Linked DNA regions of Mus musculus: region 1 is linked to region 2. Evidence: chromatin contacts called from ENCODE POLR2A ChIA-PET data. All regions are on one chromosome and are shown on one strand. Each heading gives the region's core, a stretch centred on a gene start or an enhancer-like site at or near the end of the contact. The rest is flanking DNA. Distances are from core to core; before and after follow the strand shown.

Region 1 (4,637 bases), core at 563-3,062, 270 kb after region 2:
GCAGTTCAGGTTCTGCCCCTTTCAGACAAAAGCTTAGAAGCTCTCTGCATTCTCTTTAGGGCCCAAATACTTGGTTCTCTGGCTTGTGTAAAACACTACAGTCTCTTAAGCAACCACCATCCACTTGGCTTCCACAGCCCCCTTCCCCCTGACATATCCCAACAAAGAAAACCAAGTAGCAACCTAGTATCTTACCCATCTATCCTTTGTGCCATTTAGAAATGGCAACTAATCTTACACTCCTCCAAAATAATTTCAGAGACATACGATTAAATTGAACAACCAAGTCAAAGCCCCAGAGAAAACCAGAATGAGGTACACAACTCTATCGAGCAAGTACAAGAACTTCAGATTGTCAACCTATTAGACACCAGCTCCCTAATCACGCCCCAGGGCCCTGTGTCCCAGGTTTCATTCCCAGCAGCCTTAAGTCCCATCTGGGAGGTTTGAAGGAAGGTATGCTGGGAGCTTAAGGATTTTTATGAGCTTGCTCTCAGACCAGGAGCTGGTGCCAGACTAAGCCTTACTAAACAACAGGGGCTCCACAGAACCCCTGGATGCAAAATATTCCATCTATTCCTTACATAGCCCCCACACAGGCTCTTGGAAACAATTCTGCTGGCAGAAAAAAACAAAAAAACAAAAAACTAGTGGACCCCATGTAAAACTGAGGAAAACCACAGCATGACGGAGCTACCTCGACAACACCCTGTAACCATGGGCCAGGCAGCAGAGGCCAAACCCAGAACCAACTACCATTTTTATCCTCATCCAGTCTCTTCATAAGCAGTCATTTGTTCCCCTAACAGCCCTTACTCCTCAGGCAGGAAAAACTCTACATCTGAATCCATCCTCGAGTGACCGGGCATTCATTTGTGGGTGGGAACAGTGTGAAAAAGAGATGGAAGATAGCAAGAAAGCATGCAGGCCTAGGATGAAAGCCAAAATCGGGGAGAGAACTAACTTTACCACAAGCCAGAGAAAAGAAGACAGGGGTTGCTCTCTAGGCACTTAAGGAAGGCAATCTGAAATCTACCATGAAAGGGGGAGAAAGCAGAAAAACCGTAGAGCAGACAGATTTCAACTGCTAAAGAGAGAATCAAGCAGAAAGCAGGGAGGGAAGCAGGAACGGCTGAGGAAGGCTGACAAGGGGCAGTGTCAGGGGAGCTCAGAAGAAAAGAGGGAAGAGGAGGAGATAGGGCCATGGGGGGAAAAGGGAACGCAGAGGCTTGGGGGACGCAGAAAGGCGAAGATGCTGGCCGAAAGCGGGGCTCCAGAACCAGAGTGACTCGACGCAAAGACCAAGAAAGACCGGGAGCCATAGCGCCGGGTGGCAGCAAGGGCTCCAGAAACACCAAGAGCCCCTCAAAGGGTAGGTCTACAGGCGGCGGAGGGGCCCCGGGCCGGCCGAGGGGCCGAGGGCGCGACGCGAGCAGGAACCGCGGCCTGGAGCGCGGTCGTGCCCTGAGGAGCAGGCTGCTGGGCCGCGGCCGCCCCCAGCCCTCCACAGCGGCCTGGGAGCGGCCGGCGCAGGCCGAGGGGGAGGGGCAGGCCGGCGGCAGGAGGACAAGATGGCGGCGGCTGATGGCAGCTTCTCCCCCGGCCCGCCGCCGCCGCTGCCGCCGCCCCGCGCCGGAAAGGGCGTCAGCGCCCAGCTCGCCCAGACTCACCTAGCCGGGTGCGTGGGGGTCCGGGACCCGGGCTCAAAGGCTTCCCGGGGCGGATGGCGGCGGGGCGGGGGCGGATGGCGGCGGATGGCGCCGCGCTCGGCTCCTCCCGTCTCCCTCGCTCACTCCGCGGCTGGGCTCCGACTAACGGCCCATCCGGGCAACCGCCGCCCCCGGGAACACCCCCCACCTCCCGCCTCCCTCCGCGGCTGGGCACGCCCCCTTATTTGCATAGGGGGCGGAGCCCTTACTCTCCGACCCCTCCGCTCTTCAGGGCTGTCCCTACTTTAAAAAAATAAAGGCAGTGTGTGGAGGATATTTGCATAAAGGGGAGGGACTTACAGACGCTAGGACGCCGGTTGGCTAGGGAGACGTCTTGGCGTCGGCAGTTGAGACGCGTAGACCGGGCGGAATGCGAGGCCGTTGGGGCGCAGAATTTACACGACGGATGGTGGGAGAAAAAGGATGCGCATGCGTAGTTGGTCCGCGGACGGCTGGGAGCCGAGAGACACGCAGGGAAGGGATGCTAGGCCCCGGTCACTCTCAGCGGAGAAGACGGAAAGAACTGCGACGAATGGAAGGGATTAGTTAGTCGAGGGCGGAGTTACATAGACCCTGGAAGAATTTCAGGTCTGGTGTCCATTCGTGAGAGGTAAACGCGTCAGGGAGGCGGGGCTTTCCAGTTATCAAATCACGTCATGCAAATGAAGTGGATAGGCAAGCCAATCAAAGGGTCCAGAGGAGTGTATCATTGACTTTCTTCGAGTAGGCGTTCTTCGAATGGTTCTGGGTATTTGCATAATATATGCAAACAATTTGAACAAAGGCAAGGAATGACCTACTCTTCCAAATTTTAGCAGCGACTAACTACGGCGGATATTTGACATTTAATTTTTATGCTCAATAGTTTTAAAAACTGTTTTTATAATTAATGTTCCTTCAACAATGAGTTTCAGCTTTAAAGGTCGTACTACTTCCCCTCTTTGTTTCTTAGTACTTGACTGTAGAAATCTTTGCCTCTCACCACACTTACACTTACTCAACATTTTCCTGTGAATTTTTATGTATATTGGTGGGTGCTCACTGGCCTTTACAAACCAGAGGTTGACGTCCAGAGGGCTCGCGCAAACACTTTATTTTTTGAGACATTCTTTTCATCTTTCAGTGAATCTTGATACTTGGATGGCTGAGCTCAGATTCCATATGGACTGGCCAAAGAGCTTGAGATCTTTCTATCTCTGCATCCCGGTGCTGAAGTTACAGACAGGAGTGATCTGCCCAGCCTGGACATGAGTACAGGAGGTCCAAACTTAGGTCCTCATGCTTGTTAGCAAGCATTTCATCCGCTGAGCCATTTTCCTAACTCTAGAAACATTTATTTGTTTTTATTTTATTTGTATGCATATCTACATATATGCATATGTACCAAGTGGGTTCCTGGTGCCACCTGGGTTCTTGGTTCCTGTACCAAGAGGAGTTCAGATCTCTTTGAACTGGAATTACTGGTGATTGTGAGTTCCCAGATGTAGGTGTTGGGGATCGAATCCAGGTCCTCTGAAAGAACAGCAAGTGCTGAGCCATCTCTCCAGTGGTCATCAGTAACAGTTTGAAGTACCAGAGACATGCATGGGATATTGTAGAGGCAGAGGAATAACCTGACTGTCCTGGTGGGAGCAGGTTAAAAGATATATGGGGAGAGAGAGTAGGGGGGGAGGGAGAAAGAAGCACTTGGCGTCCGCCGTAGTTCCAGTGCTGTAGAGGCGAGAGACGGATGGATCCCCTAGGACTCACTGGCCTGCCGCCACACTCTCATAGGTAGGTCAAGGCCATGAGAGAAGAGAGAACTCATCTCAAAACCACACACACAAAACCAAGGTGGGCATGATCTGGGAAATGGCAGCCAAGGTTGCTCTCTGGCCTCCATATGTACCACCCCCCCACACACACACACAGAGCAATATTAGTCCATTTTGAGACACATTGAAACTGAAATGCTGATGGGTGTCAAGGTCTGAAGGATGCTAGGCACACCTGGAAGCTGCAATTCCAGTTGCTGCCAAGGGTTGAAGTATCCCTATCCTATCCCTACCTACACAAGAGTTACATGAGAGTTTTACACCAGAGGGCGCCATTGCTGCAAGATATAGCTCAGGTACTGGAGAGTAGAGGCAAACGTTTGCAGGTCTGTGCCTAGCTGATGTAGGTAAATCAAAGAATCACTTATCCAATAGGGGCAATGAAGATGAAAAGTGAACAGGACACAGTTAAGAGTTAGCATGTGGGGGCTCAGAGGTTAAGAGCACTGTCTGCTCTCCCAGAGGTCCTGAGTTCAATTCCCAACAACCACATGGTGGCTCACACCTACCTGTAATGGGATCCAATACCCTCTTCTGGCCTGTAGACATACATGCAGGCAGAACACTGTATACATAATTGAATAAATCTTTTAAAAATTATTAAAAGAATTTGCATGTGCTTATAAATATTGAAACACCCCACTTGGGGCACTGGGTACTCAGCACTGTTAAAATCTCTCCAAATTGTTATTAAGTAATAAGTTCTTTAAGGTAAGTACTCTTCTGATCACTTTCCTGTGAGCCGAAGACACTGGAACATGCGACAGTTTGACTCAGTCATTAGTGCCTTGTTGTTGGACTCTCCCTACCTACCTACACTGGCTTAAGAGGAAGGGCAGTCAGTCAAAAGCTAGCCAGACTATACTCTTTACCAATATAACCCTCGCCCCTTTTTTTAGTGTTTTGGTTTTGAGACAGGGTTTCTCTGTGTAGCCCTGGCTGTCCTGGAACTCACTCTGTAGACCAGGCTGGCCTTGAACTCAGAGATCCACCTGCCTCTGCCTCCCAAGTGCTGGGATCTAGGATTAAAGGTGTGCATCACTGCCGACCAGCTCAATATACACTCTTTAGAACACTCTACAATATTGGAGAAACAATTTTAGCTCATTGTCCT
Region 2 (4,643 bases), core at 2,115-4,614:
CCTTAGCCAGTTCATTGAGCCCAAAATAGGCCTTAAAGAAGATGGGGTCAGCGAGGCTAGCCTCCTAAGCAGTGTCAGTGCCACCAAGTCCCTCCTCCCTCCAGCCAGGACCCCAAAGCCAGCTCCAAAACCCCCACCACCACCTCCTCTACCCCCTCCGCTCCTGCGACCGGTGAAGCTGGAGTTTCCGCTGGATGAGGACCTAGAGCTGAAGGCGGAAGAGGAGGATGAGGATGAAGATGAAGATGTTTCTGACATCTGCATCGTCAAAGTGGAGTCGGCTCTAGAAGTGGCACACCGGCTCAAACCCCCTGGAAGCCTAGCCGGGGGTCTGGGTATCGGGGCCTCTGTGAGCAGCCACCTGGGAGAGCTGGCCCAGAGTAGTGTGGCCCCCAACACTGTTACCCCACCGCAAGGGGTGGTGAAGGCATGCTACAGCCTGTCAGAGGACGCGGAAGGGGAAGGCCTGTTGTTGATCCCAGGAGGCCGGGCCAGTGTGGGGGCCACCTCGGGCCTAGTGGAAGCAGCAGCGGTGGCCATGGCTGCCCGGGGGGCGGGGGGCAGTCTGGGGGCAGGGGGTAGCCGGGGACCTCTGCCTGGGGGCTTCTCAAGTGGAAACCCCTTAAAGAACATCAAATGCACCAAATGCCCTGAAGTGTTCCAGGGTGTGGAGAAGCTGGTCTTCCACATGCGTGCGCAACACTTCATCTTCATGTGCCCACGCTGCGGCAAGCAGTTCAACCACAGCAGCAACCTCAACCGCCACATGAACGTCCACCGTGGTGTCAAGTCCCATTCATGTGGCATCTGCGGCAAGTGCTTTACTCAGAAGTCCACACTGCACGATCACCTCAACCTGCACTCAGGAGCCCGGCCCTACCGGTGCTCCTACTGTGACGTGCGCTTTGCCCACAAGCCCGCCATTAGGCGGCACCTCAAGGAGCAGCATGGCAAAACCACAGCTGAGAACGTGCTGGAAGCTGGTGTGGCTGAGATCAATGTCCTCATCCGCTGAAAGGCCAAGAGGCTGGGGGCGGTCCTGGGCCCGGCAGAATTGGGGAGGGGCGGGGTTTGAGGGCAGGCAAACATTTTGAGGGAGGAAGACTGGAGAGAGAGAGAGACCATGCCTCAAAGAGCAGAAGAAAAAGATGGAGCCGGAGACAGGGTTGATAAGGCTGAGGGAATGTGGGATCCCAAAGAAAGATTTCTTTTTTGAAGAGGTGCATAAACGATGTGGAGGAAGAGAGGGAAAAAAAAAAAAAGGCAAAGTTGAAAGTTTTGGAGAACAGCTCTTTCCTGGCTAAAGCTGGCTGGGGGGGGGGGGGATTCTAGCGTTTCTTGAGATGGGGTGGGGGTGGGAATTGTAGGGGGATTGCCAGGAAGCAGCTTACTTGCCCCTGGTTAGAATAGATGACAGGGAGAAGGGAGCGGAGGGCGACACATGTATGAAGTACCAGAAGGAAGGGAGGAGATTTTTGCATGCTGGGGAAGTGGGAAAGTAGATACAAGGCTCACCGGAAATGAAATGATATGTGCCAGGTAAGAGAACACGGTGGGCAACCTGGGTAGGTAATGAGACATTAGGCTACAGTAGCGAGAACAGTGAGTAGCGGAGGGGTGGGGGGGCAGGGCACTTAGAAAAAAAGGACACAAGGAGGGCTGTTGGGGGGAGGGAGAGGAGTAGAGACATACAGTATTTTTAAAGAAAACTATTTTTTAGGATTTTTTCTGGAGTTTGGGGTTTTAGTTTTTGTTTTCCATAAAAATAAACAAAAAAAACAAACAAAAACATTTTTTCTTTATATTCTGGCAATTGCATGTGTGTGACTACCCACCATAGATTCTCCCAGCGCTAACAATTGTAGTCCCATGCCAAAAGGAGCCTCAAGCAGAGACTCGGAACACGCCCTAAACACTTAGGCAGAAACCTTATCACACAGTGATTGGCAACCCTGGTGCTGGCATAAACCATGCGGGGTTTGGTGGCAGTGCAAGCCATGGGCCACAGGTGACCAGTGAACCCACAGAGATGGCAAAAGGGCATCTGTTGCATATTTTTGCTCAAGTTTTAAGGAAAGTTGAAATACCAGCTAAACTTATAGTTGATTACCTAGAAGACTACAATTCCCAGAAAGCTCTGAAAAGTTTTTAATCCAAAGAGGACTACAGTTCCCATAAGATGCCGAATTGGCCTTGGGCCCAGTAACATAAGTACCTGTCTGTCCAATATTGTGTGAGCAACCATACAGGCATTTTCAAGCTTTGGCTAGGACTTAATGCCTGGAGGGGGATGGTGCCCTCGATAGTGTTCAGGGTTGTATACTTGCTGTGTCTACCATCATACTTAAGCTGTCTGCTGGACCATGACCCCCCCCCTCCATGGAGAAGTATTTGGGCAGAAATAGTTACTGTCAATAGATTGAGGTCTCCGCTGCATTCAGTTGACATATCTAGTGCAACCGAAGACACTTCCCCCAGATTTCCAAAAGCACACTGACCCAGAAGTAAAGGTGTCTTCCGTGAGTCTCTGTCGCCCCTTCTTGTGCACTAAAGTTCAAAACTGATATAGTCCCAGCCTTCTATCTGGCGGCTCAGAACGGGAAAGGCACACGCGGCAGCTGCAAAGGCTCAGGCTACACGTGTTCCCAAAACCGGGCGGGGACAGGGAAGCCACAGCCCAGTCGAGCCTCACCCTTGCTCCCGGCGGAGCCCAGGCTAGGAGCGAACGCCCTCTCCCCTACAGGCCCCAGTTCTGGACCTCCAGGGCCATTCTGGGGGGCAAAAATGGCCAAGAGGCCCGCAGCGGCTCCTTTAAGGCGTCTTCTCGCCCTCCCTCCTTGTCCACGTGACCCGGGGCGGCCGCGCGCCGGCTCGGCCCCCCGCGCAAGCGGCGATGGCGGCGGCGGCGGGAGCTGCTGCGGCGGCGGCCGCCGAGGTGCGGAAGGGGAGGGGGAGAGGCGGGTGCATGCCCGCGCGCGCGCCCGGGGGAAGCGCGCGCTCGTGCAATGCTCCGGGGGTGCAACGGGGCCGGGGGGCCCGAGCCGAACTTACAGCAAACCAGGGGGCCAACACCGGGGGCGGATGAGGGGACCAGGGGGTGGGAGGTGGGGGGAGTGGGCGCCGAGTCGCACGTGCCGCCGCCCGCTGCCCCTGCGTGGGCGGTGGGCACCGCGACCCCGGGAGCCCGCGCGAGGGGCGCGAGGGGCCGTCCGCCGGGCTGGGGCGCAGCGGGCGTTGCAGGGGTTGGTGGCCGGGGTCCCCGCGGCCTGGGGGACAAAGGGGGAGCGGCGCGTGCAGCCGGGAGGAGGGGGCGGGGCCGGGGCGCGGAGGCCCCGCCCCCTCCCCCTCCTCTGCTCCCGGCCCCAGAGATGCGGGGTCTGCCGAGAGGGAGGGGGCTGATGCGGGCCCGGGGGCGGGGGCGTGCGGCCCCCACGGGCGGCCGCGGCCGCGGTCGGGGGGGCGCCCACCGAGGGCGAGGTAGGCCCCGAAGCCTGCTCTCGCTGCCCAGGGCCCAGGCGTCTTGGGCCCCCCAGCTGCCTGCCGGGCTGACCGGCCCCCCGGTTCCTTGTCTCCCCTCCCAGGGGGAGGCCCCCGCTGAGATGGGGGCGCTGCTGCTGGAGAAGGAGCCCCGAGGAGCCGCCGAGAGAGGTGAGTGCAGCAGGAGCAGGCCCGACCGGACCTCCACCCTCCCCACCCCCAACACGGGATCCCGGGAGCTTTCAGCCCTGAACTTTTTCTTTTCCCCTCCCGACAGTTCATAGCTCTTTGGGGGACACCCCTCAGAGTGAGGAGACCCTTCCCAAGGCCAACCCCGACTCCTTGGAGCCTGCCGGCCCCTCCTCTCCGGCCTCTGTCACTGTCACCGTCGGCGATGAGGGGGCTGACACCCCTGTCGGGGCCGCATCACTCATCGGGGACGAACCCGAGAGCCTGGAGGGAGATGGGGGTCGCATCGTGCTGGGTGAGAGACTGGGGAGTGAGGGAGACGGGGCGCAGAGGGGCTTTCTGCATGCCTGCTCACCCTGCACCCCCTTTCTGCCTGCCTCTTTTCTAGGCCATGCCACAAAGTCGTTCCCCTCTTCCCCCAGCAAGGGGGGTGCCTGTCCCAGTCGGGCCAAAATGTCAATGACAGGGGCAGGAAAGTCGCCCCCCTCGGTCCAGAGTTTGGCCATGAGGCTGTTGAGCATGCCCGGGGCCCAGGGAGCTGCAACTGCTGGGCCTGAACCCTCTCCGGCAACAACTGCCGCCCAGGAGGGGCAGCCCAAAGTGCACCGAGCCCGGAAAACCATGTCCAAACCTAGCAACGGACAGGTGAGAGTGTGGAAGTTGGGGTGGAGAGACTTGGGGAGTCTCTGGGTCGGATTTTTTGTTTTGTTTTGTTTTTGTTGGTGGTTTGTTCTTTTGGGTTTTTTTTTTTTTTTTTTTCCTTCTTCCGGGATTTAGCCTTAGACCTCTTGTATTCAGATTTTTTTTTTCGAATTTACCAATAGGCTACCAAGTGTCAGCTGTTGGGCTGGGCCTCTGTGAGCAGAGTAATTGTCGGCTTCCTGGAGTTTGTGTTCTTTGGGGAGGGGTGGTCAGCAGAGGAGACTGACAGATGTAGAATTAATTATATAGTTATTGTCCTAATTACACAAATGACT

The links. ChIA-PET counts read pairs that join two places held with the same protein, here RNA polymerase II (POLR2A).
Region 1: POLR2A ChIA-PET joins it to region 2 with 10 read pairs in embryonic stem cell. The contact joins the promoter of Prrc2a here to the promoter of Ehmt2 in region 2. POLR2A ChIA-PET finds 5 or more read pairs at or near these places in 2 of 5 experiments (Patski and embryonic stem cell).

Annotation. Positions count from the first base shown.
Region 1 is chr17:35,163,065-35,167,701 of GRCm38, forward strand. It overlaps Prrc2a (proline-rich coiled-coil 2A), which reads right to left and starts at 1,813. Exons shown (of 31, transcript NM_020027.3): 1 at 1,671-1,813.
Region 2 is chr17:34,895,606-34,900,248 of GRCm38, forward strand. Ehmt2 (euchromatic histone lysine N-methyltransferase 2) reads left to right here and starts at 3,365. Exons shown (of 27, transcript NM_145830.3): 1 at 3,365-3,648; 2 at 3,755-3,961; 3 at 4,055-4,311. The coding sequence starts at 3,369. Zbtb12 (zinc finger and BTB domain containing 12) reads left to right here. Exons shown (of 2, transcript NM_198886.3): 2 at 1-1,239. The coding sequence ends at 1,015.